Regions from separate parts of the Homo sapiens genome. Here regions 1 and 2 are each linked to region 3. A link is a loop called in an ENCODE intact Hi-C map of the cell type or tissue named here. Cell type or tissue: chondrocyte. All regions are shown on one strand. Each heading gives the region's core, and the rest is flanking DNA. Links, peaks and the distances in the headings are about the cores only.

Evidence for each region. Hi-C counts contacts between places; a loop is a spot of excess contacts. Peaks named below come from ENCODE experiments on the same cell type or tissue, not always from the same donor. Only the 100,000 strongest peaks of a DNase experiment are listed, where the experiment ranks them.
Region 1: it touches region 3 in a loop (6-fold over the local background); 49 of 110 quality-filtered maps call a loop at or near these places.
Region 2: it touches region 3 in a loop (7-fold over the local background); 2 of 110 quality-filtered maps call a loop at or near these places.

Annotation. Positions count from the first base shown.
Region 1 is chr18:12,088,183-12,098,966 of GRCh38, forward strand. It overlaps ANKRD62 (ankyrin repeat domain 62), which reads left to right and starts at 5,661. Exons shown (of 14, transcript NM_001277333.2): 1 at 5,661-6,053; 2 at 6,989-7,103; 3 at 7,255-7,428; 4 at 8,014-8,120; 5 at 9,458-9,595. The coding sequence starts at 5,836. It also overlaps the pseudogene LOC100533852 and the pseudogene RNU6-324P. RefSeq lists enhancers at 866-1,366, 10,179-10,348. In chondrocyte, for the core only: a CTCF peak has its summit at 4,737 (motif pointing right); DNase peaks (open chromatin) are centred at 3,660, 4,426, 4,819 and 5,769.
Region 2 is chr18:12,301,249-12,312,032 of GRCh38, forward strand. It overlaps TUBB6 (tubulin beta 6 class V), which reads left to right and starts at 6,993. Exons shown (of 4, transcript NM_032525.3): 1 at 6,993-7,101; 2 at 7,439-7,547; 3 at 9,695-9,805. The coding sequence starts at 7,045. It also overlaps the pseudogene RNU6-170P. RefSeq lists silencers at 6,479-6,968, 7,059-7,158, 7,179-7,528. In chondrocyte, for the core only: CTCF peaks have their summits at 6,367 and 6,600; a DNase peak (open chromatin) is centred at 7,538.
Region 3 is chr18:12,232,731-12,243,514 of GRCh38, forward strand. No RefSeq gene overlaps it. Among named protein-coding and RNA genes, the nearest start is that of CIDEA, 16 kb to the right of the region's middle. RefSeq lists a silencer at 4,565-4,644. In chondrocyte, for the core only: CTCF peaks have their summits at 4,660 (motif pointing left) and 4,867; no DNase peak of the experiment used is centred there.

The DNA.
Region 1 (10,784 bases), core at 1,158-9,157, 150 kb before region 3:
CTGTCCTTGCCCGTGTTTTGCTCCTGCCCCAAACCTGGTCCTGCCCCTGCCATGGTGATGGTCCTGGCTCTGCCCTGGCCATTCCCTGGCCCTGCCCTGGTATTGGCAATGTCCTGGCCCTGCCCTGGCTCCTAACTGCCCTGGCTTTTTCTTGGCCCTGTGCTACCTTGGCTCTGCCATGCCGTGGCCCTGCCTCTGCCTTGGCTCTGCTCTGGGCAAGGCCTTGGCCTTCAGCCTGGCCCTGCCCTGGACCTGCCCTACCATTACCTGGCCTGTCCCGGTCCTGCCCTGCCCTGGCCAGGACCTTCCCTGAACCTGCACTGGCCCTGCCTTGGCTCTGGCCCTGTCTCTTGTCGTGACCCTGGTCCTGCCAATGGTCACGGTCCTGGTCCTGTTCTGGCCCTGAGCTGGCCTTGGACATGTCCTCGCCCTGATTTGTCCTGGCCCTGCTTTGGCTCTTTCCTGCCCTGGCCACACCATGGCCCTGCCTGTTCTGTCCTCTCCTGGCGCTGACCTCACCCTGCCATGGCCCATTGGTACTGTTGCCCTGCCTTACCCTGCCCTGGTTGTGCCCTGGCCCTGCCTGGCGCTGGCCCCTCCCTGGACCTGCCCTGACCCTGCCTTGGCTTTTGCCCTGCCCTCACTATGGCCTGGTTCTGGCCCTGTCAAGTACCTGCCCTGACTCTGCCATGGCCCTGGCCCTGGCCCTGCTCTGCTGTGGTTCTGGCCCTGACCCAGACCCTTTCTTGGCTCTGTCCTGGCCCTGGCCTTTTCCTGGCCCTGAGCTGGCACTGGTCGGCCCCTGGTTTTGGCACCACATGCCCTGCCGTGCTCTGGCTGTGTCATCACCCTGCCCTGGCCCTGTCCTTGCCCTACTCTGGCTTTGACCCTGCCCTGGCCCTACCTTAGCCCTCACCCTAGTCTTGTCTTGGGCCTGGACATAGCACAGACCTGGCTGTGGCCCTGGCCCTACCATGGCCCTGTCCCAGACCCTGGCCCTGCCAGGTACCTGTCCTGGCCCCGCCCTTGCCCTTCCCCTTTTCCTGGCACTGGCCTTGGACATGACCGTGGTCCTAACCCTGGCCCTGCCCTGGAGCTGCCACTGTCTTGGCCCTGCCCTGGCCCTACATCTACCCTGCTTCTGGCCCTGGCCCTGCCCCAGCCATAGACCTGCCCTGGTTGGCCCTGCCCTGCCTTCGCCCTGTGCTACTCTAGGCCTGCTGTACCCTCCTCTGCCCTGAGTTTGGCCCTGCCCTGACCTTGCCTTGGCCCTCACACTGGCCCTAGCACAGACCTGGCCCTAGCCCTGGCCTTGGCCTGGCATTGACCCCTGTTCCTGACCTTGGTCCTGCCATGGCCCTGGCCCTGGCCCTGAACTGGTTCTACCCTAACCCTGACAGATTACATTAGAATATTATTTAAAATTTTTATTTTAGATTTTTAAGATAACTATAGTAGTAATAATACATCATATGCTATTTATAATAGTAATAGTATTTGTAGTAGTTAATAATCGCTAAAATTTTAACCAGTACTTTCTTTGCTCCTGGTACTGTTCTAAGAGTATAGCTGTATAAATTTGTATATATGTGAGGCATTAATTCTCACAATAACTCTATAGGCTGGGTACTTACAGCATCCCCACTTCCAAATGTAAGAAACAGTCATAAAGAGGTTAAATACTTGGCCTGGCGCAGTGGCTCACACCTGTAATCCCAGCACTTTGGGAGGCCAAGGCTGTCGCATCTCTTGAGCTCAGGAGTTCGGGACCAGCCTGGGCAACATTGTGAAACCCTGTCTCTACTAAAAATGCACAAAAATAGGTGATTGATTTGTTTACGTTCCTTATAGGATTCTGGTTATAAAACATTGGTCAGATACACAGTTTGCACACACTTTCTTCCATTCTGTAGCTTGTCTGTTCAGTTGTTTGGTGATGGCTTTTGCTCTGAGTCAGCTCTTCCAGAAGTTTATTAGATTCCACTTGTTAAGCCCTGTTGTTTTGGCGTTGCTGTTGGGAAACTCAGCCGTATCAATTCTTTGCCCAAGCCCATGTCAAGAAGGGTATTTCTCAGGTTTTCTTGTAGGATTTTTATAGCTCAAGGCCTTCCATTGGCATCCTTCATTTGCCTTGAGTTGATTTTTGTATAGGGTGAAGGTAAGGGCCCAGGGATATTCCTTTGCACGTGGCTGTGCACTTTCCCAGCACCATTGATTCGATAGAGAGTCCTTTCTGCATGGCTTATCTTCCTGGATGTTATCAAAGATCAGGTGGTTTTTGGTGTGTGGGTGTACTTGTGAGTCCTCCTTTCTGTTCCACTGGTCTGTGTGGTGGAAACGGGTCCCTAGCTTTTCCCTGACACTGGAAATCGGGGAGTGTGATGCATGCGATGGAGTCTGGACGTCTTAGGATTGCTTTGGAAATTTAGGAAATTTCATGGTCTCACGTGAGTTTTACCATTGCTTATTCATATTTCTTGAATCGCATTTGCCAAATAGTAAATGATTACACTGTGAGGATAGATTGGGACATGTTGGTCCACGCGTACACTGTGGAATGATGACATCATGCTATTGAGTGTCTCCATGACCTCATACCGCTGTGAAAATCTCTTTGTGGAGGCCGGGCACAGTGGCTCATGCCTGTAATCCCAGCACTTTGGGAGGCCGAGGCAGGCAGATCATGAGGTCAGGAGTTTGAGACCAGCCTGACCAACATGGTGAAACCCCATCTCTACTAAAAATACAAAAATTAGCCAGGTGTGGTGGTGCGTGCCTGTAATCCCAGCTACTCAGGAGGCTGAGGCAGCAGAATTACTTGAACCTGGGAGGCGAAGGTTGTAGTGAGCCAAGATTGGCCACTGCACTCCAGCCTGGGTGACTGAGCAAGACTCCGTCTCAAGAAAAAAAAAGAAAAAGAAAAAGAAAATTTCTTTCTGATGAGAACATTCTGAATCCTCCTTTTCAAGCTTTTTGGAAAGAGGTGCAATGATGCCATGAACTGTCATCACTCTGCTGTGGAACAGAAGAGCGGAATTCCTCCCTGTCATCTGAGTGTTACTTTGTACCTGTTTCTGGTCCCTGTTCAAGTCTTCTCTTCCACCTCCCATCTCTGGTAACCAGAGCTGGGGCTCTGCTCTCCTGCCCGGTGGAGCTTTGACTGATGGAAAGTCTGTCTAGGGACAGGGAGTGGGGTAGAGAAGGAGGCTCCAGGAGGCCCCTGCCCCTGCGCGCAGGCAGAGCAGGCTGTGTTCCAGGAGCCCGGGCTGATTGAGGAACACAGGTGGATTGGCCAGAGCATGAGGGGTTGGGGAAACGCCTGGCTTTTTTTTCCAAAGTTGGGAAGGAGGGGTCCTTCCCTTCCCATTAGAAACCTTTATTTGTCCCAACTGAGGGGTGGGTGTGGGGTGTTAAATTTAAGATTTGAAATAGGTGGGGATGCTGTACAGGGGGGTCCGGGAAGGGGGCTGGGGCCAGGCAGCAGGTCAGTGCACCTGAAGCTGGGGGTGCCCATGGCAGAGGCCTCCTGGTGGCTCAGGGGGTGGGCCAGCTTCTCTGCCTCCTGCTCCACTGATTGGCTCCCGTACCCCCGTCTTCCTTCATCTCTGCTGTGCTGGGCAGCTTGTCTCAGGTCTCTGGACCCCTCAGCAGCCTCACTCCCTCCTCTAGGCCAATGCCAGACAGCGCCTCCAGCAGACCTGCCAAGTCCTCGCCAGCCAGCTCATAGCTGTGCAGGAGGCTGTCACTGGGCGAGGCCGTCTGTTGGTACATGTCCACCAGGCTGCGCAGCCCCAGCCGCTCTGCCAGCTCTGCCCAGCTGCCCTGGGCTTCTGGCCCATCTAGCAGCTGCTCCAGGTTCTGCAGGGCTGTGTCACCAAGTGACAGCCCTGGCCCTGCAGGGCTGGGTGGGGTCAGGGGCAGCTAGCTCCATGGTGTTCAGAGTGGCATTTAGCAGCAAGGTCTTCACCTTGGTGCTGTGGATAAGGTCGAGGCGTGTGGCCCTGGAAGCTGCTTTGGGTGTCCTTCTCAGGCCCCTCTGAGTCCCAGTCGTTATCAGAGGTAGGGGGTGAGGGCAGTGGGCACAGGGGCTCCTCATTCTCAGCATAGATGTCAGCACTAGCCTTCAGAAGGAGGGTGAGGGTTGGGGACTCCAGTCCAGCTGCCAGGTGCAGGGGTGTGTTTCCCACAAAGGTGTGAGCATTCCCATTGGCCCGAAGCTTGGTGACCAGATGGGTGACCAACCCCAGCTCCTCCATCTCTGTGGCTAGATGCAAGGCTGTTTGGCCCCCTGCTACTCTGTGGCCTCCACTTCAGCCCCACTGTCCACCAGCAGATCCAGGCACTTGGGGCTTTGGGCTTGGGCCGCCAGGTGTACTGCAAAGTCAGGCATGTGCAACAGCCGAGGCACAGCGGGAGCTCCACTCCAAAGCAGTGCATGCAGCAGCTCAGAGGCACCAGGGCCTGCCTGCAGTGCCAGGTGCATGGCTGAGTCTCCATGCCAATCAGCAGTGCTGGGTCTGCATCCACCTGAAGCAGAAAGCTCACCACCCTCATCTGCCTGGTGATCACTGCCAGGTGCAGGGGTGTCTGGTGCAGGTGGTTGGTGAGGTTGACGATGCCAAGGTGCTGGGTGTGGTAGATGACATGGGCTATGTGCTTGATGACCCTGGTCGGCCCATGGATGATGGACAGGTATAGTGGCGTGTCTCTGTTCTCGTCCTGCTCCAGCAGGTGGCATTGTCCCGCCAGCAGTGTGCTGGCGTCCGTGGTGACACCATAGTTGAGTAGGGCCTGGGCGCTGCGCTGTGCCGTGCCACACCAGGCTGAAGAGCGTTGTACTCTCGGGCTCACTGCAGCATCTCCAGGGCCTGCAGCTGGCACTGGGGAGGGGTCCTGGAGGGGGCTAGGGCTATGGCCGTGCGGGGCCAAGGCTAGGGCTAGGGCCAGGTCTGCACTAGGGCCAGTGTGAGGGCCAAAGCAGGATCAGGGCAGAGCCAAAGGCAGGGCAGGGCAGGGCAGGGTAGAACAGGCCCAGGGTAGCACAGGGCAAAGTTAGGGCAGAACCAACCAAGGCAGATCTATGGCTCTGCGGCTTCCTCCTGAGTCCCTGCCGGGCACTAAAAGCCTGGCTCTTTTTTTTTTTTTTTCCAGACGGAGTCTCGCTTTGTCACCCAGGCTGGAGTGCAGTGGCGTGATCTCGGTTCCCTGCAAGCTCCGCCTCCCAGGTTCACGCCATTCTCCTGCCTCAGCCTCCCAAGTAGCTGGGACTACAGGCGCCCGGCACCACGACCGGCTAATTTTTTGTATTTTTAGTAGAGACGGGGTTTCACCGTGTTAGCCAGGATGGTCTCGATCTTTTGACCTCGTGATCCGCCTGCCTCGGCCTCCCAAAGTGCTGGAATCACAGGCGTGAGCCAGCCAGCAGGCGGCGCTCGCGAGAGTGCGCAGCTCCCGCGAAGGGCCTCGCGGGCAGGCTGAGGTGCGCATGTGCCCTGGTGCCTAAGGGTTCTGGCCGGGGAGGCGGGGGGCGGTGGGAGGTGGGGGGAGGGCGGGTGCGCCACCACGTGGCGCCCGCGAATGGAGGGCGCGAGGCTCAGGGCTGTTTCTCCGCGGATGGCCTCGTGGGCCGGCTGAGGTGCACATGCGCGCTGGTGCCTAACGGCTCTGCTGGGCTAGGTGCTCCTCCGAGCAGCTGGAGACTGGAGTGTCCCTGACGGAGGTTGCGGCTGGACCTGGTTACGTGCTGGTGCTGCGCTCCAGAGAGGCAGAAAACGAGTGGGAGCTGAGGTGTCTTAAAGCCGTTCCTCAGCCTGGGAGAAGATCTCTGGCTTCAGGATGGAGGTCAGGGGGTCGTTCCTGGCGGCCTGCAGGAGACGCATGGCTACCTGGAGGAAGAATCGTGACAAGGATGGCTTCTCAAATCCCGGGTACCGAGTCCGGCAGAAGGATCTGGGCATGATCCACAAAGCTGCCATCGCAGGTGATGTGAACAAGGTGATGGAGAGCATCTTGCTCAGGCTGAATGACTTGAACGACAGGGACAAGAAGAACAGGTAAGGGGAACAGGAAGCCGGGAGGAGGCCTGGGGATATGGGAGAAGCCCCTGTTCCTGGTTTCGGGGTAGGGGAGATACGGTGTGGGGTGAAGGCGTGGGTGGGGTGGAAGTCAGGTGAGGGTGGGTGGGGTGGGGGACTGTGGTGGGGAGTGGCTGGGGGGCGTTGGATGTGATGGGGGACTGTGGTGGGGGTAGAGTTGGGTGGGGGACTGTGGTAGGAAGTGGAGTTGGGTGGGGGTTGGAAGGGGTGGAGGACTGTGGTGGGGGGTGGGATGGGTTGGGGGACTGGTGGGGAGTGGCTGGGGGGCGTTGGATGTGATGGGGGACTGTGGTGGGGGTAGAGTTGGGTGAGGGACTGTGGTGGGGAGTGGAGTGAGGGTGGGTTGGGGTGGAGGACTGGTGGGGGGTGGGATGGGGTGGGGGACTGTGGTGGGGAGTGGCTGGGGGCGTTGGATGTTGGGGGGACTGTGGTGGGGGTAGAGTTGGGTGGGAGACTGGTGGGAAGTGGAGTTGGGTGGGGGTTGGATGGAGTGCAGGACTGGTGTGGGGGTGGGTGGGGTTGGGGACTGTGGTGGGGGGTAGAGTTGGGTGAGGGACTGTGGTGGGGAGTCGAGTGGAGTGAGGGTTGGCTGGGGTGGGGGTTGGATGGAGTGAGGGGACTGGTTGGGGGTAGAGTTGGGTAGGATGTGGGTACGATGCAAGGGTGGGGGTGGGGGTGGGGTGAGTGTTGTCACCAAGGGCACTGGGCTTTCTACCCTGGCAGCCTCAGCAGCACCTGGGATGTGGAAACCTTGCCTTTCTTCACAAGAAAAGTAACTATTTGTTCTGAAGGCAGAGGGATAACATACTATTGGATGTTTACAATTGCATGCGTCGTTGTATGTTTTGGGACTGTGCACTACAATTGCCTAAAGCGACCTCTCATTCTCACAGGACTGCTCTACTTTTGGCGTGTGCCCATGGCCGTCCAGGAGTGGTAGCTGACCTGGTGGCCAGAAAATGCCAGCTTAACCTCACTGACAGTGAAAACAGGACAGCTCTGATCAAGGTATATGGTAGCCAACTCTTTCAGCATGGGATGGATTTAATTTAAATTCACAGAATAAAATTAATTCACCTCATTGAAATGTGACTAGTTGGTGAATCCTGTGGAAGATTTCCTAGAATTTACAGTCTATTTCTTGGTCTAATACTGACAGGCTGTACAATGTCAAGAAGAAGTTTGTGCATCCATCCTGCTGGAACATGGCGCCAACCCAAATGTTAGAGATATGTATGGCAACACTGCTCTGCACTATGCCATTGATAATGAGAATATATCAATGGCAAGAAAACTGCTTGCATATGGTGCAGATATTGAAGCAAGAAGCCAGGTATGATCAACCAATGTTCTTTTCAAAGTATTTCAAGTATATTTGTTTTACCATTGACATATGATTTTTTTTAGTAAAACATCTGAAACTAGAAGGAAATATATTACGTGCAAATATTTGCTTTACATACAACTATTTAAAAATACATTCATAACAAATATGAAAACACGAGGTCTGTAGTCTAAATGTGTCCCATAGATTTAGGTTAGTTTACCTCCATAAGCTGTGTCAACATGTAAAATTTAGGAAACTCATACACATGTCTAGATTTCAGGCTTCTCTTAAAGGATCACATCTGGATTCCCTTGAGCTCATATCACTGTTGAGTATGCTGTGCAGCGGTTATCCCTTTATGTGAGGCATATGTGCTCCAGTCTGCTACTGTGCCTTCCAGACACCCTAGGAGGGGTATCTGAAAGGGAAGGAGCAACATGTGGGCAAGCACAGTGGAGTGAGAAGGAAGGGATTGCTTTTTATTTACTTTCTGCTTCATGTTTAAGTTCATAGGATCTTAACATAAGGTTTTCAGTTCAGTTGGGAAGTATGTAATTTTGTGAATTATAAATTGTTTTTGCTGTTTTGCAGGATGGACATACATCACTTTTACTCGCTGTAAATAGGAAAAAAGAGCAAATGGTGGCATTTTTGTTGAAGAAAAAACCAGATTTAACTGCAATAGATAATTTTGGAAGGTACAGTAGTTCTTTTTTTGTTCATTTTTAAACCTGAGTGGTGTTCTAGAGTGGTAACAGTCACTTGTCAGAAATATTAAATTGATAAGATTAACTTATTATTATTGGGATAGAGAGAAATACCAGCAGAAGTCATCAGGTAGAAAAACAATTATTTGGACTGGGCAACATAAAAAATAGTGTATTGCAGGATTTGTCTTCTCTTATTATATTGACTGATGTTTGTTGATGGATGAGGTGATACTTTGAGTCATATGATCTTAACTAAAGGGATGTCATATTGGTTTTACTTGTTTTAAAAGTGTAGACTTCAACTTTTAGTTTACTTTGTGACTCAATATTGAAATTTCTTAACTCTTTTATAGTAGTTTCAACCTCTGCTTCTTACATGCTTTTCCTTTAAAAATACTTTGTTAAAGATAAATTAGAGTTGAAAATCATTTTGTGTTTTGGATGACTCTTTGCTTTAGCTTGCTTTCTCTCAAAAATATTAATGTTAGGTTATTCCTAAGTGACTATTAATTGCTATTGCCAGATACTGTGGGTTCATTGGGTTTTTTCTTCTTTTTACTTCTAGTGTATTTTGGTGTTATTTTTAATTAGTATGGGCAGAGGGAAAAAAGCTAGCTTCAACTGGGTGAACTTTTAATGACTACAAGCCATGGGTGACAATGAGAAAAAAGAGATCGGCTATAGATTCACACAAGACTGGGTTTAATTCTTAGCTTTTCTGCTTACTAGATGTGTGACCTTGGGAACATTACTTATCACCAAGTGTTTTCCTTTATGAAACAAGAGGATAATAATATATCCTTCCAGGGTGGTTGTGTATAAGTAATATATGTATATATGGCATTTAATCCAGTGCCTCGCATATGATTATCAGCATTCTTAACTGAAACTACTGTGGCTATTATTAGCATTATTATTATTGTTTTAAACCTGCAGATAGCTCTTATTGACCCCACGCTCATTTTGAATTACAATATATTATATCAGACTAGGGAAGAAATGGATAATTTTTCACTTAAATTTTTAGCTACTTTAGATAAGTGACCTGAGCATAGTATTCTGCCCATCAAAGGACTTTATTTTATCAACTTCTGCTATGTCATATCCCAGTGGGACAAGAGGCTTCCTTGTTGTTCCTTCTGTTTGGCTTTGGTGGCAATTTACAAAGATGAACCCTTGAGCACCCAAGATGTTTGTGTTTATTAGTACATGTAATTGGTTAATTCTACATGGACAGGCATATTAAATTGGTAAAGTTTATAAATTTAGCTTTTAACATAGCTTTGCTAAAGTTCCTAAGCATGAAATTATCTTTCTTATTTTAGAACAGCCCTGATACTTGCTGCTCGTAATGGATCAACAAGTGTAGTCTACCAGCTTCTTCAGCACAATATTGATGTCTTTTGCCAAGATATATCTGGATGGACTGCAGAAGACTACGCTGTTGCTTCTAAGTTTCAAGCGTAAGTGTTAAAAAGGCTAGTGAACACTAAATTGAGGTTTAAAGTCATTGTAACCATTGCATCTTATATATCAAGTGAGATTTCATAGTTTGGTTCAGGTAGTTTTGGAGTGGCAGTGAGTTAGTCCACTTCATCAGCCAGAAATCAAGCATAAGACTAGACAAGTTAGAAGTAGCAATGAGTGTAGGATTCTTTAACTCAAGTCTCTTAAGACTTCTATGCTTAGTTATTCTGTGAGTCCCTTGTTTGTCTTCTCTCTAGCAAATATTAGTTGGGATAGTTCTAACCTGTTAGAGATGTTCAGATAGTGTTGCAGGAAGATATCAAAGTTTTTTCTTCTTTGTTACCAGATTTTTTACCCCAAGCCCCTTTATATCTTATGTAGCAGCTTTTCTTAGATAGAGGAGGGTCCCATGTTGTCCGCAGTGGGCTCCAACTTGTGGTTGGCCCCTCGAGTGATCTGTTTTCCATAATAATAAAAATCTCCCAGCCCACTTGCTTCTCCACCTCAAGTTTTTAAAATATCTTCAAATATTACCTCATAGGAAGCCATTAGTCAGAATTATCTGTCTCAAGTAGGTGAGTTGGACTGAACAGAGCCAAGCTTCATCCATGACTGATCAGCATCCATTTATAAAAGTAGAGCTTTGTGCTTGCTTCGCGGCACATATGCTAAAGTTGGACCAATACAGAGAAAATTAGCATGGCCCCTGCATAAGCATGTCACACTAATCTGTGAAGCAGTCCATATTTTACACAGTTACAAGAAGGCCATTTGACTAGTTTGCTGACAAGTTCCCGGAAAACAGTGTGAGTCAAAGCAAAACAGGTGCTAGCCAATAATGAAATTACACATTTTCATTACAAAAACATTGGAGTAAGGTATCTATGAAATGAGAATGGCGCTGAGTAAACTCGTGGTGTGTTGTGTGCAAATATATTGTTAGTATGTATCTCAGAAATGAAAAAATAACCACTTGCATCTCCTTCATGACCCTTCAAAAATATGAGGGTTTTTGTCTTCCATGTCAGTTGGGGATGACCATGGAGAGGAAGCATCATTCTAACAAAGATCTGCCAGTTCAGAGTTAGAGTCTATAGAGGAAAAATAGTAGTAGTCCAAGCCAGGTCTTGACATCTGTTAGCTTTCTGCCTTTGGTGTGATTGATGACATAAGTAACAATGGATA
Region 2 (10,784 bases), core at 1,559-9,558, 68 kb after region 3:
TAGTCACAGATTTGTGCACCCATCACCACAATCAATTTTAGAACATTTTCATCACCCAAAAAGAAACCTCACTATCCTCGCCTGCACCTGCCACTTTCCTGACCCTACCCAGGCCCTGACGGCCCCTCCTCTACTTTCTCTCTGCTTTCTGTCCTGCTCCTTTCATAGAAGTGGACTCATATAGCATGCAGCCCCCTGCGCCTGGCATCCTTCACTCAGCACTCTGCTGTCCAGGCTCATCCTGTCTCGCACGCGTCAGTGCTTTGTTCCCCCTTATCGCAGCACAGTACTGCATTGTGTGGGTGTCTGTGGGGCGAGGGGTTCTCCCCGCTCCTGTTCCATCCTCAGCTCTCCTGTCCCTGCTTGGCTGGCCCCAGAGGAGGCCTCCCTCCATGCTCTGGCTTGGCATTCAGTGTTTAACTCCTGGTGGAGGCTGGGGAGATGCCAGGTTCTCCTGGTCCAGTCTTGCTCCTGGTCAGGCCCCCTGAGCCTGGGCCTGAGGCTTTCTCAGTGCCCTAGGGCACCCTCCAGGCCATCACACTCTGCCTGGCACTGTGGGGAGTGGCCTGGCCCTGCAAGGGAGCTCAGCTGGGGGAGCATAGCAGCCGCATCTGCACGCCTGCCCCTCTCACCAAAGCCCAGTGGAGGCCCTGGGAAAAGAGCTGCTAAGGGTTGGGTTCCCATGTCTGGGGCTTCCAGGCCCTATGAATGGTGGGACGAGCACACACACGTTGTTCATGGAGCCTGTTAGCATTTGAGACACTCTCCTTCCCACTTTAGGAGCCAGCTTGCCCCTGCTGGGCTTTGCCAAAAGTGGAATAGGTTGCATCTCCTCTCTCCTGGAAAGGCCCTGTCCCTCCTTGGAAGTTAGCTGGAACTCTATGCCCACCAGGCCTGTGCCCACTGCTGTCACCCTATCTGTGGCACTCTGGGACAGCTATTTGGGGCAGGGTCTAGCTCTTTGTATACCTAGAGCCAAGAACAATGCATGGTATGCAATTGACACTTAATATATGTGTACTGCATGAAAGAGAACTGATAAATTAGTGATTCTTAAACAGGGGTGCACGGCAAGATTTCCGGGGAGTGAACCCCCCACCACATCATCCCCACCCCACCTCACTTGGAAGCACTGTCAGCCTTTGATTCAAGCCAGGGGGTCCCTGGGTCGGGCTCCCCCAGCATGAGTTCCCCGCAGAGTGAGCCTCGTGCAAGGCCAAGGAGATTTGCCTCTGTGTTGTAGGCCTCCCTCTGGGCACCCACCCTGGAACTCTCTGAGCCCTGGGCCTGCACCAAGGGATGTGGGCCCCACCAGCCTCCCTGCAGCAGGCCTCACCACCAGCATGTGTGACCCCGCCAGCTCAGGGAGGGTAACCGCTTGGACGTATAGAGCCAGATGTTCACTGTGTTCAAACAGGGCCCCATGGTGCAAACAGGAGTTGCTAAAGATAAGAGGATCAGTTTGAGGGCTGGGGCCAGCTCTCCAACGTGGTCCAAATCAGCAGAGAATTCTGAACGACCCATCAAGAAGTTCTCAATTCAAACCTAGCCTACTAGAGTGACATGAAAGTACATGTTTGTCAAAGCATGAAAATAAAACATACTATTAGTAATATTCCATAACTTTAAACACAGTCATGTGCCCTGTGGGCCCCCATCTGCATACTTACCCTGGGCCCTGCAGATGTAGGGAGGGCCTGTGGTCCACACCCAGCCTCCAGCGAGGGTTGTCTTGCCTGTTTCACACACCACCCTCAGCGTTGGGTGCTCTGGGACCCCACGTTACAGCTGAGGGTCTCAAGGTGCACCGAGGCCAGTCATATGAACTACTGGCCCGTCATAAAGCACATGACTCTAGAGTCAGGCCCACCCCAGCAGTCTGACCTGACAGCCCCGCACTTTGCAGCTTCCCAGAGCCCCTTGTACTATGCTGGGTTGTCCCTGTCCCAGGCACTCCCTGGGACTCTCTAGAACAGGCTCCTCTCATAGCCATTTGGCCTGTGAGCATGGTTCTCTGGTTGATCAAATATTATTATTTTAATACTCTATGTGAAATATTATTTTTCTTTAAAAAAAAATTTTGGCCAGGTGCAGTGGCTCATGCCTGTAATCCCAGCACTTTGGGAGGCTTAGGTGGGCAGATCACGAGGTCAGGAGATCGAGACCATCCTGGCTAACACGGTGAAACCCCATCTCCACTAAAAATACAAAAAATTAGCCAGACGTGGTGGCGGGCGCCTGTAGTCCCAGCTACTCCGGAGGCTGAGGCAGGAGAATGGCGTGAACCTGGGAGGTGGAGCTTGCAGTGAGCCGAGATCACGCCACTGCACTCCAGCCTGGGCCACAGAGCAAGACTCCGTCTAAAAAAAAAAAAAAAGAAAGAAAGAAAATGGACAAGTCAACAGCCAAGTAGGGCGTGTACTTTTGTAGGTAAAAAGTCTACCCAGTAGCTGTTTGGGTGACAGTGTTTTTGCTTACCGGCATCCACTTCTGTCCTTTTTCCAAGATCATGAAATGCATCTCAAAAAAAAAAAAATTTTTTTTAGGCCAGGCACTGTGGCTCACACCTGTAATCCCAGCACTTTGGGAGGCTGAGGCAGGAGGATTACCTGAGGTCAGGAGTTCAAGACCAGCCTGGCCAACATGGTGAAACCCTGCCTCTACTAATAATACAAAAATTAGCTGGGTGTGGTGATGTGCGCCTGTAATTCCAGCTATTCGGGAGGCTGAGGCAAGAGAATCACTTGAACCCGGGAGGCGGAGGTTTCAATGAGCCAAGATTGCACCACTGCACTCCAGCCTGAGCGACAGAGTGAAACTGTGTCTCAAAATAAATAAATAAATAAATATGAAACGCTTCATGAATTTGCATGTCATCTTTGTGCAGGGCCACGTTAATCTTCTCTGTATCATTCCACTTCTAGTATACTGCTGCCAAAGCAAGCACGAAATATTATTTTGCAAAAGAATTAGAACCCAAGAGAATACATTTAACTTGACTGCGCAAACACAGTCTAGTGTTTAGCAGATCCCCGGGCCGCCTTTATAAACTTTGACTCCCCCATTTGTAACCAAGACTGCTCAGGCCGACTGACCTAAGAACACCATGGATCATGGTTACATTCATCCGCCCATCGATACTGGCCCCTGTGCCCACTCACCAGATCAGGAGGACCATGGCTGCTCTTTCCGGGAGAACCTGCAGAGAGTAAATTCTGACAACGCTTCACTGAAGGCGCCAGATAGCAGGAGAGCTTATTCTCAGCCTAACTCAGAACTGATGCCTGCTTGCCTGGCTTGCTGCTGGGAGCCGCAGGTTCCCTTCCCCAGCGAGGCAGTGGGGAGCAGGAAGTGTGTTCCAGTCCTTGAAGTCCACGTGGCAACTCCCAGGGCCTAGAGAGAGTCAACACTGGGGCACCCCAGCCTTCCCAGCCTCCCCATGGCACCCTCCCACTCTCCACTTCTTGTCCCGGCCTCTGCCTCTCCCTGCACAGTTGGCAGGTGAAATATCCACTTCTTTCTGGAGAAACTCCATATTTTATCTACCAAGAGGAACGTCACATAAAAACACCAGGGTCTGATGTCATTCATTTTTCCAGATTTGGGGGTTTAGTTGAAAATAACACCACTCACGGCCATTACCAGCCTAGTTCAAGAGCCCCATTGGCCCCTCCGGGTCCCCTTCCCCAGGGACTTCTCAGCATTTGGGGAGGACGAGACCCTCCTGTCTTATTCCTTGGTGCAGCCCAGAAAAGGGCGAGAGAGGAAGAAACACTCATCAGCCATCTCCTACGGTCCAGGTGTGTGTAAACACCAGCATTCAAATCTGGGCAGTGAGCCCGGAATCCTCTCTACACATGCATGAAACAGAAGGAGGCGTTCAGAGAAGCAAGACTGTGATCTAAGGCACAGAAGAGACGGGCAAGAGGAGGAGGAAAGTGAGCAGACAGGAGTGCACGGGTAATGTGGCTCGCCCAGAGCACCAAGTCATGAACGCCATCACTGCCTTCGACCCAGGTGAGGGGCCTTGTCCTTGCCTGCCCCCTCCCTACAGGGCCACTGGGATGAGCCCACAGCTCCTAGATGGCACCTCAGCCCCCCGGACCTCAGGAGTCCCTGCCCAGACCTCCCCAAACCTACTCCTAGGGCCCCTTCTTCCCGCAGGGTGGCCTGGGATGGCTGTGAGTGGCTGAGGACTGAAGTGTCCACAGGCATGTACTGGAGACCCATCTCGGCGTGGGACAGAATTGGAGGTGGGGAGAAAGGCGGGTGTTGAAAGTGAGGACTGCAGGCTGAGACCAGCCCCCGCACTTCCACGCCCTGATGCAAATCAACGAGGAGCCCAAGAAGTCTACCGATTTCTTTTTTATTTTATTTTATTTTATTTTTATTGAGACGCGGTCTCACTCTGTCACCCTGGCTGGAGTGCAGTGACATGATCACAGCTCACAGCAACCTCCACCTCCCAGGTTCAAGCAATCAATCCTCCCACCTCAGACTCTGGAGTAGCTGGGTACAGGCATGTACCACCATGCCTGGCTAATTTTTTAACTTTTTGTAGAGACAAGGGTCTCACTATAATGCCCAGGCTGGTCTCGAGGTCCTGGGCTCAAGCAATCCTGCCATGTCAGCTTTGGAAGTTTTGGGATTACAGGCGTGAACCACTGTGCCCGGCCTAGCCTGAGAATTCTAAACTGGAACCTGGCTTTCCAGATACCATGGTGTATTTTTTAAGGTAGGAGAAGAGAATGTGTCCTCTACGCTTTTTTAAGTTTGGTTTGCGGCTTGTGTGCATTTGGACACACCGCGTCACAAACAGCCTCGCCCAGGAGGAGTGAGGGCCACAGATCGGGAGGGTAGGGGGCCCAGAGCCTGGAGAGCCCCAGGCCGGGCTCACAGGTCAGGGTTTCACCTGCCGGCTCCCAGAAGGGAGTGGCCAACAGACACCAGGGAAGTCAGGGTTGGGATTCAAAGAGAGGCCAAGGCTGCAGAGAGACTGGGAGCCACTTTAGGAAAGAAACGTGAATTCAGGCTTTGCACAGCAGAACTGTCCCCATGTCCTGGGGAGGCCTTGGTTCATTCTGCGGGGAAATCCCTTGTGTCTTGCGGGGCCCCGCCTCTGATGAGAGGGAAGGGAGATAAGCTTTGCAGGGGGAAGGTTTCCTCCCGGTCTCCTCACTCTTCGAGCACTGAGTTTCTCCAGACAAAGCGCACTCCGCGGGCACCAATCCCTGCAGACAGCGCAGAGCGCACAGCGAGCAGGAGCCCAGAAACCAGCAGGTCGGCTTGTCCCTTGTCAAATCCAAGTGACAACGGACTTCCGGAAGCCACGCTGACACCTACTTTCTGGCTCGATCAGACCCCTGGACTTAAATTCCAGCCCAAGGGCTAGCACTGAAAGGGTGGCTATTTCAGCAAACGACCAAAGCTTCTAAAGTAGACACTTTCTTTTAAACCACTTGATGGCTGGATTTCTTAGAGAGAGAGACTAAAGCTGGAGGAAGGGTTCTTCCAGGGATGGCACAGGCCCTCCGCTCTCGGGCTCCCCACACTAGACTTCGGGCCGGCAGGATGGGTTAAGGTAGCACTCGTTGGAGTCAATAATTAAGCAATGGAAACAAACAGCCTAAATAAGGGTGTTGAGGACTCAGGAGAAGGTGGCTGATTAATCTCAGGCTCATAGTTTGAAATGGGAGCGCAGGGGCTGGGCTGTGGCCTCCTCATCTGCTCCCTGGGCGTGTGGCTGTGTAAAGAGGTGTGGGGACCCACAAGAAGGCCGAGGAGCAGCACTGGGGTGGAGAGAGCAGTGGGGAGGCGGGGACCCAAGGGTTAAAAAAAAAAATTCCTCAATTTGGAAACATTTGCAAAACTCCAGAAGAAAAACTTTTAAAAGTTCTCCACTCCCTTCCAAACGTACAAACATGCACACACACAATTAGGAATTTCCCAAAGTTTTCATCTGTCTAAAAAGAAAGTGCCAGTGCAAATTACAGAACATCGTCGCTTCCTCATGTGCGGCGTTTCTACGGGCCTGGGAGGGGACGCAGAGGCTACCCCGGTGGTCCCAGCCTGCAGCGTTCACGTGAGGAAACTTCCGCAAAAGCCCTGATGCATGCACATTCTGACTGCAGAGGCCAGAGCATCCCGCATTTTGGAGGCTGAAAGGCTCCCCTAGGATAACCTTTTCCGTTAACAGAGGAGTCCGCTGAAGCGCAGAGCTAACTGAAAACAGCTAGAATTAAAATCCAAGTCACCCGGCCGGCATCAGCAGTCATTCCTTTCCACCACACAAAACTGGCCAGGAAGACGGACTCTGGCGCGCCCTCCCAGGCCGAAGCGCATTTCTTCGCTAACGCGCGAGGAGTAGGCTGCATAGACCCGGCGCAGGAGGTGTTCATTTTCGGATCCAGCCCTGTAGTCACTTTAGCTAAACCCGGTTCCAAAGGGGTGGGAGTCGTCGGAGAGGAATGGCCTCTGTATCTCCGGAGACGGAAACACCAGGACGAAGAGGCCCTAAGAACGTGTGCCCGGGGTGCGACCGGGGGGTGGGGGGCAGGGGGCAGAGACCCTGAAAAGCTCCACCGCCGAACCCCAGGGCAGTGTCCCGGCTTGGCTGGACTGGGCGCGGGCGGCTGCAATGCTCCCGGGCGCGGCGCTGGGACCCCGCGGGCCACGTCGGCTCCGCTGCCCCGACGCCAGGGCCCGACTCGCGTCTCCCTCTGGCGGGGCACCACAAGGGGCAGCGAAACGGTGGTGGGGGCGGGCGCCGCGCTCCTTCCCGTCTCCTCCCCGCCAGCTCCGGGCCCGTCCTTTTCCGCCCGGCTCCCGGCAAGGGTCCCCCGACTGGCGCCCGCGCGTCCTCCCTCGGCTGCTGCAGGCCGGGCCGCGGCGTCGAGCGGGGGCGGCGGGGCGGGGCCCGCAGCCATTGGCGAGCGGCGGGGCGGGGGCGGGGGCGCGGAGGGTCGGCCCCGGGACGCGCGCAGCCGGCCCGCAGTTGCCGCTGTCGTCCGCAGAGCCAGTTCCTAGCGCAGAGCCGCGCCCGCCATGAGGGAGATCGTGCACATCCAGGCGGGCCAGTGCGGGAACCAGATCGGCACCAAGGTGGGCCTGGCGCGGTGCAGGGCCTCTCCGCGGGTCGGCTGCTGGCGGGCCCCGGGTCTCCCGGCGCGACCCCCGCCGGGGCGCGCACCCGCTGTGCGCCCCTGGGTCCTCGGAGCCCGGTGCGGACCCGCGAGGGCCGCAGGGAGGGAGCGCCCGGGGCGTGGCCGGCCGGGGACCTTCTACTCTTCGCTCCCCACCCCCATCCCAACTGGGAGCGGCTGCCGGCGGCTCAGGCGCGCCTGGAATTCGGCCGCCGGGGCGCCTGGGGTGGGCGCGGGTGGCGGCGTCCCGGGCTCTGGGTTCTGAGCGTCTGTCCCCCCGCCTTGCCCTGCCCAAGTTTTGGGAAGTGATCAGCGATGAGCACGGCATCGACCCGGCCGGAGGCTACGTGGGAGACTCGGCGCTGCAGCTGGAGAGAATCAACGTCTACTACAATGAGTCATCGTGTGAGTAGCAAGGCCGCCGCGCCCTGCCCGGCCGGGACCCGCGTGGACGCTCCGGCGCCGCCTCTTAGCGCGGCGAGTTTGCTTCGGGAAAAGTTCTCTCGGGGTGTAGCAGGATGCCCGGCCACTCCCTTCGCTCCTCCGGGGCGGGAAATCCGCCGTCAGTTTATTCAAACAGCTCGATTCAGCCTATCCTGAGGGTCTGAGCGCTTGAACGGGACCACCCGTTAGCGTTGTGAAATCAACGTAGCGGTTCCTGCCCAGCCTTCTCTGTCTAGCCGGGCGCGGTGGCTCAAGCCTCTAATCCCAGCGCTTTGGGAGGCCGAGACTGGAGGATCATTTGGGGCCAGGAGTTCAGGACCAGCCTGGGCAGCATAGGAGACCACCCCCCGCCCCCCTCCCGCCCCGATCTCTACAACAATTTTAAAATTAGCCGGGCTTGGTGGCCCACCCCTGTAGTACCAGTTAACTGAGGGCTTGAGCTCAGGAGGTCGAGGCTGCAGTGAGCTGTGATCGCGCCACTGCACTCCAGCCTGGGTGACAGAGCGAGACCCTGTTAGAATAAATTAGAGCGTTTCTCAAGGATCCTTGGGAAAAACAAAGCTTCCCCCCCCCCCCCCCCAGTTTAAAACGTATCTCTTATTGGGGATTCTTGGCTAAAAATTTGAGAAACGCTCTCTTAAGTGACTTTTCTGGTCCCTTGCAGACCTCTAAAAAGACTTTAACCTCCCTGGAAGCTGAAACTCCAGGCAGTTCTCAGCAACGAGTGGAGTTTTATTCATTTACGCAGCAATGACAAAAGGCTGGGAACATCAGGGCATGGAAGATGAAATTTCTAGAGGACACTAAGGATAGTTCCAGTATACACTGCACTTCATGTTAATCCCTCACCCAGCTTGGGTACATCCATTTTCGATCTTGGCGAGTGCACTGCAGGACAGGAGTTGAAGAGCAGGTCCTATCTGGAATCATATTAACCGTGTCCTCACCGGGAACAAGTTCTAGCCCAATTGGCATGAAATTTCCACACAAGAACACTCTGACTCAAAATGAGAGTGACTCTGGGGAAACAGCCAGTGGCGTGCTCCGGGTAACAAGGTTCTCAGACTGCACATGGGCACATGTATGTGTATGCATGGGGGAGGTGTCACAAAGCAGAGAATTTCATCCAAACCTGGCAATTTGCTGTAAATACCTAGTTTATTTCCATGGAGCTAAAGTTGTAAAACTTCCTAACAGGAAAGAGGTGTCAGGGTGAGCTGGAAAATACAGTAGGCAGGAAGTCAGGGGACTTGATTTCTCATCCTGCCTCTTCCTGGAACCTCCTCTGCCAGGTCATGCCTGGACTCGTTCCTCATTCCAGTGTTAAGGTTCTAGGATTTTTTTTCTTTCTTTTTTTTAAGAGACAGGGTTTCGGCCAGGCACGGTGGCTCACCCCTGTAATCCCAGCACTTTGGGAGGCCGAGGTGGGCAGATCACAAGGTCAGGAGATCGAGACCATCCTGGCTAACACGGTGAAACCCCATCTCTACTGAAAATACAAAAAAAATTAGCCGGGCGTGGTGGTGGGCACCTGTGGTCCCAGCTACTTGGGAGGCTGAGGCAGGAGAATGGCATGAACCCAGGAGGCGGAGCTTGCAGTGAGCCGAGATCACACCACTGCATTCCAGCCTGGGCAACAGAGCGAGACTCCATCGCAAAAAAAAAAAAAAAAAGACAAGGTCTCACTCTGGAGTACAGTGGCATAACCATGGCTCACTGCAGTCTTGACCTCCTGGGTTCAGATGATCCTGCCACCTCAGCTTCCAGAGTAGCTAGGACTAGAGGTGCACACTACCACACTTAGCTAATTTTCTTGGTTTTTTGTTTGTTTGTTTTTAGAAACAGGGTTTTGCTCTGTTGCCCAGGCTGGTCTTGAACTCCTGGGCTCAAGCGATCTGCCCACCTCAGCCTCCCAATGTGCTGAGATTACAGGGATGAGCCAGTGCGCCCAGCCAATTCTGTGATTCTAAGAAAGTTCCTGTACCCTTTCTGAAAAGACCCTGGTTGATCCATTCCAGGCAGCTAGAACTGGTGGGACTTGAAACGGGGAAGTCAATTACTTTAGAAACCTGAAAGTAACTCTTGTGGGTGGTTCTTTTCTCCTCCAGCTCAGAAATATGTGCCCAGGGCCGCCCTGGTGGACTTAGAGCCAGGCACCATGGACAGCGTGCGGTCTGGGCCTTTTGGGCAGCTTTTCCGGCCTGACAACTTCATCTTTGGTAGGTTCCATCTTTCTCACTTTCTTCTTCTTCTTTTATTTTTTTAAATCAAATATTTTATATGCCAGATTTAAAGCATCATGTGTCATAGAAAAAGTGTGAATGGAAATCAGTGGTTCCCAGCCCCACCCCTCCCATCCCTAGCTGGGTTCATCACAAGGAACAGTTTTTTTTAAATCTTGACTTTTTTGGTGGGAAGGAACCTCTATATCTCTAAATGAAATTCTTCTACTGGTAGTTCTTGATTAAAAAACAAAAATCAAGCCAGGCGCGGTGGCTCATGCCTGTAATCCCACCACTTTGGGAGGCCAAGACGAGCGGATCACGAGGTCAGGAGATCAAGACCATCCTGGCTGACACGGTGAAACCCTGTCTCTACTAAAAATACAAAAAATTAGCCGGGCATGGTGGCACGTGCCTGTAGTCCCAGCTACTCGGGAGGCTGAGGCAGGAGAATCGCTGGAACCCGGGAGGTAGAGGTTGCAGTGAGCTGAGATTGCACTACTGCACTCCAACCTGGGTGACAGAGCGAGACTCCATCTCAAAAATAGCAAAAAACAAAAAAACAAAAACCAAGAAACAATTTTAGACATTAGCTTCTTTTTCCCCATCATTATAAAGTTATTTTGCCATTTGTTTTTGGTTCCTATATTGGTTTTATCAGAATTAGGTAAATCCTTTTTTTCTTGCTTCTTCCACCTAAAAAATGATAGTAAAACATATCTTTCTGCAGACTTCTGAAGAAAATTATATAAAATTACATGAAGTGGTACCATTAGTGTTATCAAGTAGAACCTACAGGATAGGTGGCAGATTTGGAAGTTTCCCACCTATTTTAATGTTAGAGACCACATATCTATTGACATTATTGCTAAAAAAAAAAATTCCTCACTCAATCAAACATATTTCCAATACCTGTGAAAAGCAGTGTCTTCCAAGAAAATGTGAAGAATTTGAAGACTGATTCTGGCTTAAAAGC
Region 3 (10,784 bases), core at 1,657-9,656:
TTCACTTAGAAATGTGCATTTAGGCTAGGCTCATGCCTGTAATCCCAGCACTTTGGGAGGCCGAGATGGGCAGATCACGAGGTCAGAAGTTCCAGACCAGCCTTTTCAACATGATGAAACCCCATCTGTACTAAAAATGCAAAAATTAGCTCGGCGTGATGGCACGCACCTGTAATCCCAGCTACTTGGGAGGCTGAGGAGGAGAATTGCTTGAACTTGGATTAAATATATATACTCAGATTAAATGCATATAATTTAATTTAATTTAATATAATTAAATATAATTTAATCTGAGTCACAGCACCAAAAAAAAAAAACAAAAAAACAGAAATATGCATTTAAGTTGTCTCCATTCTGTTTTGTGGCCTGACAGCTCATTTATTTGAATCACTAGCGATACCTCATTGCATGGATGTACCACATTTGGTTTATCATCCACTGAACTGCCTTTTGGTTGCTCTCAGGTCTTAGCAATCATGAACGAAGCTGCTATAAGCGTCTGCGCACAGGCTTTGTGTGGACACACGTTTTCAACCCATGTGGGTGAGCACCTGATGTGACTGTGGGATGGGTGTAAAGCACATGTATAGCTGGGCGGGGACCTGCCATCTGTCTTCCAAAGGGGCTGACACCATCTGCATCCCCACCAGCCATGAACGAGTTACTCTGTGGCTAGTTTAGCTCAATTACTAGTTTCATTCATGTGTTCAACAGGGTTTCTCTATGCTGGCAGGTTAAAACTCAGACATCCTACACAATTTTAATAACATTCTTAAGGTCAAGTCTAGTTACTTACTTGAACTTTCTTATCAGTTGAATCCACCACACGCCTGCTATTTTCTCTGACCTGACAGTGGCTGTCTGATGGTGCAAACTTTGTATTCAGGAAATTCCCAAAGTGAGTCAGCAACAGCAGACCTTGTCACAATAACCTAAAACCCTCCCCTCGAGACCCCGGCCCCATTCCATGCTTGGTATATCATCAGCTATCTGATGTCTGTAAAAGATGACCATGTAGGCCAGGCACGATGGCTCATGCCTGTAATTCTAGCACTTTGGGAGGCCGAGGTGGGCGGATCACGATGTCAGGAGTTCAAGACCAGCCTGGCCAACATGGTGAAACCCTGTCTCTACTAAAAATACAAAAAGTTAGCCAGACGTGGCCTGTAACCTCAGCTACTTGGGAGGCTGAGGCAGGAGAATCACTTGAACCCAGGAGGCAGAAGTTGCAGTGAGCTGAGATCACACCATTGCACTCCAGCCTGGGCAACAGAGCAACAATTCGTCTTGAAAAAAAAAAGACTATGAAATTATAATTTTTAATAATTCATTTATGTTATAATTCTCAGCAGGGGAAGTGTTCTACCACCCATAACTGAAGATTCTGGACATTATTATAAAGGTCTGTTTTAGATCTGGGTAAAAATTTGGTCCACTTTTCTGCTGTTTTGTCTCTGGGGCAAGAAACATAAAGACCCCGAAGTCTATCCCATTCCTCTCGATAGGCTCAGGCTGAGGAACAAATTCAGGACCTTCATTCATTAGAAGCCACCCCTGTAACCCCTCCTACCTTCCTTAGTCGAGGGCAGATGGCTGAGGTGGAGGAAAGCTCCCTCAGCCTCCTTGGGCTACTCCAGTTTGCATTTGGGCCCCAGAGGAGTCTCTTCTGTGATGGGGCATGAGCCCAGTCTCCCCACAATGATCCCCTGAGCAGAATATTTCCTGAAAACAGGCTTCCAGTGAGAAGGGCCAGGCTGTTCCAGCCATGAGGAAAATGCCCTGCGGGGGACTCGAACATCCAAACAGCCAGGAGGGTCAAGGAGATGGACTCTGCTTTCCGCAAAGCTCCTGCACACTTCCGCGTCAAGGGCTTCTGTGATACTCAACACAATCCCATCTCCACATGGTCAGTGACAACCCCAACCAGGCAAGCTGTCCACCAGCACAAGAGGGAGTCTGCCCGCCCCCGATCAGCTCAGCTGGTCCACACTCCCAAAAACCCATATTCAGGGGTGGGGGGCAATTGTCCCCACTGGCACCACCTGCAAATGCAAGTAACGCAGTGTCCTGCAGTGCGGACACCAATCAGGCTTTACTGAGGACATTTTCAAGAGTGGGCTCGGCTCAGCGTGGCTCACGGTTCTTCTGCCTCTCGTGAGCCTCAGGGCAGCTGGGTGGATGTGGGCTTGTGCTCCAGGATCAGCACCCTCCAGATTCTCTGCTTTTTAATAAATGCAGTGGTAAGAGGCCGTGCAAGGAGGAGTGATGGGAGGAAGAAGCTCTAGCCGCTCAGGGGAGGTGCAAGGCCAAGACTGGAGTCAGTCTTACCGCTCTCGCTTGACCAGATTCTGAGCAGAATTGTGGGGGGCTGGTGTGGTAAGAATTCCTCCTTTCGTCAGCATGATCAGTGTCCTGAGACCTCGGCTGCAGCCTCCAGAGTGAGCCCCTTGTGGCTGTCACAACTTTCTAAGTGGAAGAACTTTTCATCTGTCCTCTTATGTTCAGTGCCTGGGGCCCTGCAAATTAAACTTTAAAAAGACAGATAAACAGGAAAAAGGCAAACAATTTTAAAAAAATTAATGTGGCTGAGTGGTGCGGTGGCTCACACCCTTAATCCCAGCACTTTGGGAGGCTGAGGCAGGTGGATTGCTTGAGGTAAAGAGTTCAAGACCAGCCTGGGCAACATAGCAAGACCCCGTCTTTACAAAACTTAATGAATTAAATAATTTAAATTGTTTAAATAAATGTTCTATGTGGATGAAAATTTACAGAAAACAAGTGAAACTCAAAGGAATGGTTAGACTCAGGGGCTTACCTGCCATTTTAACAGAGAAAAGGGGGTTTGGGCTTCATGGACGGCAAATCATGGAGAGGTGGCTGGGAACATATGGGGGACGCTAACAGAAGGTGAGGGTGAGTTTAGCAAGGTTTGTTCACGCTCACTCCCTCTCCAGTGAGAAGAGTCACTCTCCCCTCCTGGCGTGGAGAGGGGGAACCTTCACAGGGGAGTTTATGCCCTGCTTTCACATGGGAAAGGGGAGGGCAGACAGCTCGTCCTGCATATGCCCATTCTCAGTTTCCTCAGCTCAAAATAATCCTTATGCCAAAGTGGCACATTTGGGGGTGCATATTCAGGACCCTTTCAATATGTAAAGCACTTAGCACCACTGCTGGCCATATTGAGCGCTCATATTAAACATTTCTTATTACTTTTATATTTACCATAGTTAGGTTCTGAGCTGGGTGTAACATCATTCCTGTCCTCAAGAAGTTAACAGTTTGAAGCAAACGGAGAGACGCATGAACACAGACAGGTACACAAGGTCATCAGTGGTGAGTGCTGTGGAAACGCAGCCGAGGGCAGGGCACGCAGAAGGAGCAGTGCGTGATGTTGGCGTGGGGGTTCCAGGAGGTTCTGCAGGAGGGCCCCTCTTGAGCTGGGTCTTGGAAGAGGAGTGGGTTTTAGGTGGAGGAAGAGAAGAACTCTAAGCAGTAGAAACCACAGGAACGAGGACACGGAGTCCTCATGAACATGTGCAGCGAATTCAGGATCAGCGAGGGGCCCGTGTGGCCGGCGGGAGGGGGTGGCGTGGGCGGCAGGCAAGTGGGTCCAGGGGAATGGCCACAGTCACAGCAGCTGGCACCTGGCGGAGGCTCACCCTGGGCTGGCACACCGGGCTGGAAGGTCTTGGAGCTGCACGAGCCGTGCTAAAAACTCTGTGATTCATCTCGTAGCCAATGAGGGGCTATCGGACACATCTGAGCAGACTGCTGTTTGGGAAAGGACAGGCACACGCAGGCTCTTGGTAAATGCGCGGTGAATTAAATTGAACTGGATCATGGTATAAAGAGTCTATCTGGTGGCAAGTCCCATGTAAGGGGTTATAAAATAGAAGTCCTAGCAATGAAATAGGCCAAATGCAGTTGATAAGTGGAAGTAATGAGTGGGCCCAAGATCCCATAGCTCATTTTAGAATGAGTGAAAAATATAAGGCACAGTAGAGCAGCAGTTTCTACCACGGGCCACTGACTCACAGAGCTTGTGAATGACATGTGTGAAGCACCTAAGTGTCGTTTCTTATTCCTGAGGGAGTGAGGTGAAGATTCGCCCTGGCCTATGACAAAAAAGGGTCCTTCTGAGGCTGGGGGGATGTGCAGGCCCATCCTATCTCAGGAGTGGGGAATCTGGAAGCCATGTTCATAGCCTCCCTAGCTAAGTAGCTGCGAGTTCAGCTGAGCTGAGCTTCACGCTCTCCCCTGGGCTTGTAGGGCATTGTTCAGGGACACAGGAAGCCGCACCTGCGCTGGGGCGTACGCAGGGCAGGCAAAAATGACATAACTGTTACCATGGGCTCTGAAAGCCCTACGCTTGGGCTGCACTGGCCACAGCTCACCTCCTCTAGAGCTTCATAGAACGCACACGCTTGCAAACCCACAGGCGCGCTGATAAACCTCAGGGCTTCCCCCAGGGTCTCACCAATCCTCTATTGACAGCTGTGGCTGGAGAACCTCCACGCAAGCCAGAATGTGGGAAGATGGCCCGGTGGGTGGAGTGGGGGTGAGGACAGCAGGGGAGCCAGTCCAGGGGTGCTTTGTCTCAGCGGGAACTGTGCGGAGTTTGTCAGTGCCCGGTAACTGTCGTGTCGCCTGCCCCCTGGTGGCCGCGGGCGCACACCGCTCTCCCCAGGCCTTCCTGCACCGCCTCCTGATAGAGATGGGGCCATCTGGGGAGCAAACCGTGCCGGGAGCCAGTGTTGCCTGCAGAAACCACTGGGCACGAGAGCCTCCTCCCTGGACAGTGCAGAGGGTCTTGCCCCTGGAAACGCACAGGAGACGACCTTTGCTGTCTTTTGGCTTGAAATAACCTCCGGCTGTATTTCTACATTGGCTCCAAAGACACACGTTTCAGCCTCTGGAAAAGCAGGAGCGTTTGCTTACCCAGGGTCACTGTCGGATTCAGTGCTGGTCATGGGTGTCGTCCTCTGTTCCTGTGCTGGCCTCTGAACAATGCAGAAAAGGAAGGAAAAAGTGACCAGACAGTCAATCTTTGCTGCCCTAGTTTTTCATTTTTAAAAATTATGATGCCATATTTGCACACCCACGTTCATAGCAGCACTATTCACAGTAGTCAAGAGGTGGAAGCAGCCTAGATACCCATCGATGGGTGGATGCATGATCACCACGTACTGCATGCATGCAACGGAATATTATTCAACCGTCAAAAGGAAGGAAATCCTGAGACAAGCTGCATCATGGATGAAACTTAAAGACATCGTGCTAAGTGAAATGAGCCAGACACAGAAGAACAAATACTGTGTGATTCTACTTACATGAGGTACCCAGAGTGGTCCAATTCAAAGAGACAAAATACAAGCATGGTGGCCAGGGCCTGGGAAGGGGGTGGTGGAAGTTGCTGTTTAATGGGTGCAGAGTTTCAGTTTGGGATAATGAAAAAGTTCTAGATATCTGTTACATAGCAGTATGAATACACTTAACGCTACTGACCTGCACACTTAAAAATGGCTAAGATGGTAAAGTTTATGTGTTTTTTTACCACAATTAAACATTTTAAAAATTATTTTTTAAATATGATAACTATTGACTATTCTCTTTTTGCAGCATTATTTATTTTATATTTTACATTCTTTTGTGCTGAGGTGTAGTTTATATACAATAAGTTACACAGTTCTTCTGTGTTCAGTTTGATGAGCTTTGACTACACCAAACAAGATATGAAGAACATTTCCATCACTCAGAAAGTTCCCTCGTGTCTCCACCCCATCAGCCCCCTTCCCCAACCAGATAATTGCTTTCTGACTCTGTCACTAGACATTATTTTTCTCTTTGAGGTTAAAAATTATATTCAGTGAAATGCACAGTTCCAGGCATACAATTTGTGAGTTTGACAAATGTCTGTACCCACGTAACCAACACTGTAATCTAGATGCAGACATTCCCTATAGCTCCAGAAAGTCCTTTCTGTCCCTTCCTGCCTGTGACATCCTCTACCAAGGTCATCAGTGATCAATGTCCTAAAAACACAGCAAAGTTCTGGGGACACAGAAAGAGCAGTCTCCCCCGATAGGTCATTCTACGTGTTCTTGAACTTCACAGAAATGGAGTCGTGCAATCTGAGCTCTTTTATGCCTGGCCCTCCCACTCAGCATGTTTTTGGACTCACCCGTGCTGCTGTGTAGATCAGCAGCTTGTTCCTTTTTCTTGTCGAGTAGTATTCTGTTGCATAAATACACCAGCAACTGCTTATCTATTCTGTTAGTGAACATTAGTTAGGGCTGTTTCAGGTTTTGGTTGCTGTGAATAAGGCTGCTATGAATATTCTTGTGCAAGTCTTTTTGTCAACAAATGTTTTGTTTTTCTTGGGTGAAACACTGGGAGAAGTGGAGCTGCTAGGTAATAGGATAAATGTGCACTTTACTTTTCAAAAACTGCCAGAGTTTTCCACAATGACTCAACCATTTTGCACTCCTACCAGTCTTTTTCACATGACTTACACACAGTAAAGTTCATTCTTTTTAATGTATATTTCTGCACATTTTGACAAATGCATACAGTTATGTAACTACTGCCACCCTCGGGATATATGACAAGCCCATCGCCTCCAAAATTCCCATGTGTCCCCATCATAGGCTCCCTCCCCACAACTCTGCCTCCTGGTCACCCTGATCTGCTCCTATATTTTTGCCTTTTCCAGAATGCCACATAAATGGAATGATGCAGTGCATGGTCATTTGAATCTGGCTTCTCTCTTCGCATAATGCATTTGGGGTTCATGCGTGTTGTTGGAGGTGTCAGTAGCTCGTTCCTGTTTACCGCTGGGTAGTGTCCATTTACGAACACACCAGCTTGTTCATCCCTGGCTGGGGCACGTACATCCATGCAGTTCAGTGGCATTCACACTGAATTCCATTCCCATTGCTGTGCAATCATCACCACCACCCACTTCCAGGACTTTTTCATCATTCCAAACAGAAACTCTGTACCCATTCAACAATGGTGCCCTACTTCTGCCCCCACCCCAGCCTCTGGGAACCTCTATTCAATTCTGTCTCTATGAATTTGACTACTCTAGGTACCTCATGTAAGTGGAATCATACAATATTTGTCCTTTTGTGATAGACTTATTTTATTTAGCATAATGTCCCCGAGGTTTAATCACGTTTTAGCATGTATCAAAATCTCATTCCTTTTTAAGGCTGAATAGCATTCCATTGTCTGGCAATGCCACATTTTGTTTGTCCATTCATCTGTGGATGGCCATTTGTGTCATTTTCACCTTTTGACTATTGTGAATAATGCTGCAATGAACGAGTGTTCATTTGAGTCTCCGCTTTCAGTTCTTTTGGATATATACCTGAAAGTGACATTGCTGAATCATATGTCAATTCTGTTTAACTTTTTAAAGAAAAACTAAAGTGTTATCTTTTTTTCTTGCAGTGGCTGCACCATTTTACATTCCCATCAGCAATGCACGATGGGCTCCAATTCCTCCGCATATTCACCAGCATTTGTTACTTCCCTTTTTGTTGAAAATTGCCATCCTAATGGGTATGAAGCGGTACGTCATTGTGGACTTGATTTGCATTTCCCTATTAATTAGTGATGTTGAGCATCTTTTCATGTGCTTATTGGACATTTGCATATCTTCTTTGGAAAATTATCTGTTCAAGTTCTTTGCCCACTTTCGAACTGGGTTGTTGAGTTGTAGGAGTTCTTTATATATTCTGGATATTAAGCCCTTATTAGATATATGATTTGCAAATATTTCTCCCATTCTGTGAGTTATCTTTTCACTTTCTTTATAGTAAGAATTTAATGAGCTTTTTATGCAATTGTAAATGGTATTTAAAATTTTCCATTTCTAATTATTCATTGCTAGTATATAGAAAAATCATTGATATTTGTATATTGACCTTATACTTAGTGACTCTTCTGAATTCACTTGTTAGCTCTAGTAGCTCTTTGCATTTTCTACATTAAAAAATTATGTCATTGCAAGAAGATAATGTTTTATTTCTTCCCTTGCAATCTGTGTGCTTTCTTTCTTTTTCTTGCCTATTGCACTGGCTAGAGACTCCAGTATGATGTTAAACAGGGGTGGGGAGGGAGGGCATCCTTGCCTTGTTCTCAATCTTAGGGGGAAAGCATTCAATCTTTCACTATAATGTTAGTTATAAGATTATTTAAAAATTGAGATATAATTCACATATGATAAAAGTCACAATTTTAAAGTTTAAAATCATTGTTGTTCAGTTTATTCCCAAGGTTATCCAATCGTCATCACTACCTAATCCAAAACATTTTCTTTTTTTTTTTCTTGAGACAGAGTATTTTAGAGTGCAGATCTCCCCACGGCACTCCAGTCACCCAGGCTCACTGCAGCCTCCGCCTTCCAGGTTCAAGCGATTCTCTTGCCTCTGCCTCCTGAGTAGCTGGGATTACAGGCGTGTGCCACCAAGCCTGGCTAATTTTTGTATTTTTAGTAGAGACGGGGTTTTACCATGTTGGCCATGCTGGTTTCCAGCTCCCGACCTCAAGTGATTCACCCTCCTCGCCCTTCCAAAGTGCTGAGATTACGGGTGTGAGCCACCGTGCCCCGCCTCTAATCCAAAACATTTTCATCACTCCAAAAAGAAATCCCATAGCGCCACCAGCAGCCACTCCCCATCTCCCCCTCCTCCCAGACCCTGGCAACCACGACCCTATTTCTATTTCTGTGCATTTGCCTATTCTGGACATGTCTGGCTCCTTCCACCATGCATGATGTTTTCAAGCTTGATTCCTCTTACAGTGCATATCAGCACTTCACTCCTTTTTCTGGCTGAACACTATGCCATTGTATGGATGTGCTACATTCTGTTTATCCACTCATCAGTTGATGGACATTTGGATTATTTTCACTCTTGGTTATCATGAATGATGCTGCTGGGAGTATTCCTGTAGAGATTTTTGTGTGAACACAGATTTTCAGTCCTTTTGAGTAGGTATGTAGGAGTGGAATTGCTGGGTCATAAGGCAACTCTATGTTTAACTTTTTGAGGAGCTGCCAAACTGTTTTCACAGCAGCTGCACCATTTTACATTCCCGCCAGCACCAGGAGTGTGTGAGGGCCATTTCTCCACATCCCATCAACACTTGCTATTTTCCATTGTGTTTTTTCAATACATACATAAATGACAAGATGATCATATGGTTTTTCTTCTTTAGTCTGTTGATGTGGTGAATTATCTTGATGGGGCTTCACCTGTTGAACCTGCCTTGACCAGCAGTGGCCATAACGTGAGCACCTTTCATGTGTTGAGCGGCCATTTGTGTATCTTCTTTTGTCAACTGGCCGTTCAATCTCATGTCCACTTTTGATTTGGGTTCTTCATCTTTTTATTGTTGATTTTCAGGAGTTCTCTAAAGACGCCTCTTCACATATATTTTCTGCAAATATTTCCCCCAGTGTGTAGCTTACCTCTTCCATTTTGTTGGATTGTTATTTGGTAAGCAGAACATTTCAAAATTTAATGAAGTCCAATTTATCAATTTCTTGTTTTACCGATAGTGTTTTTTTTGGGTTTTTTGGGGCTTTGTTTTTGACAGATCTCACTCTGTCCCCCAGGCTTGATTGAGTGCAGTGGCACAATCACTGCTCACTGCAGCCTTGACCTCCCGGGCTCAAGTGATCCTCCTGCCTGGGGCTCCCAAGTAGCTAGGACTATTGTCCCATGCATCACTGCATCCAGCTACCTTTTTATTTTTTGTAGAGACGAGGTCTCTCTCTGTTGCCCAGGCTAGTCTCAAACTTCTGGGCTAAAGCAATCTTCCCGGCTCTACCTCCCAAAGTGCTGGGGTTACAGGCATGAGCCACCACATCCAGCCAGTGTTTTTTGCACCATCTCCAAGAAATCTGTGTCTGCCCTAAGTTGTAAAGACAGTTCCTTCTTTTCTTCTAGAAGCCTTACGGTTCTGGCTCTTCTATGGGGGCCTATGACGCATCCTGAATTCCTTTTGCAGGTGGTGTGAGAGAGGTCTGAGGCCCATGTCTTTCTATGTGAATATCTAGTAGTTCCAGCCACAAGTGTTAAAAAAAAAAAAACCTCTCCTTTCCCCATTGGGTTAACTTAGACTCTTAGTCAGTATTCCTTTTTTTTAAAAGAACTCTTCCCTCTCCCCCTCCCCCTCCCCCTCTCCCTCTCCCCTTTCTTTCTTCAGACTCCCTCTGTCGCCGAGGCTGGACTGTACTGCCGTGATCTCAACTCGCTGCAACCTCCCTGCCTCGGGCTCCCGTGATTCTCCTGCCTCGGCTAACCGAGTGCCTGGGATTGCAGGCACGTGCCGCCATGCCTGACTGGTTTTTTGCGTTTTTGGTGAAGATGGGGTTTCGCCGTGTTGACCGGGCTGATCTCCAGCTCCTGACCTCGAGTGATCTGCCTGCCTCGGCCTCCCAAGGTGCTGGGATTGCAGACGGAGTCTCGCTCACTCAATGCTCAATGTTGCCCAGGCTGGAGTGCAGTGGCGTGATCTCTGCTCGCTACAACCTCCACCTCCCAGCTGCCAGCCTTGGCCTCCCAAAGTGCTAAGATTACAGCCTCTGCCCGGCCCCCCCGTCTAGGAAGTGAGGAGCGCCTCTGCCCGGCTGCCCCGTCTGGGAGGTGAGAAGCGCCTCTGCCCGGCTGCCCCGTCTGGGAGGTGGGGAGCGCCACTGCCTGGCCGCCCCGTCTGGGAGGTGGGGAGCGCCTCTGCCAGACTGCCCCATCTAGGAAGCGAGCGCCTCTGCC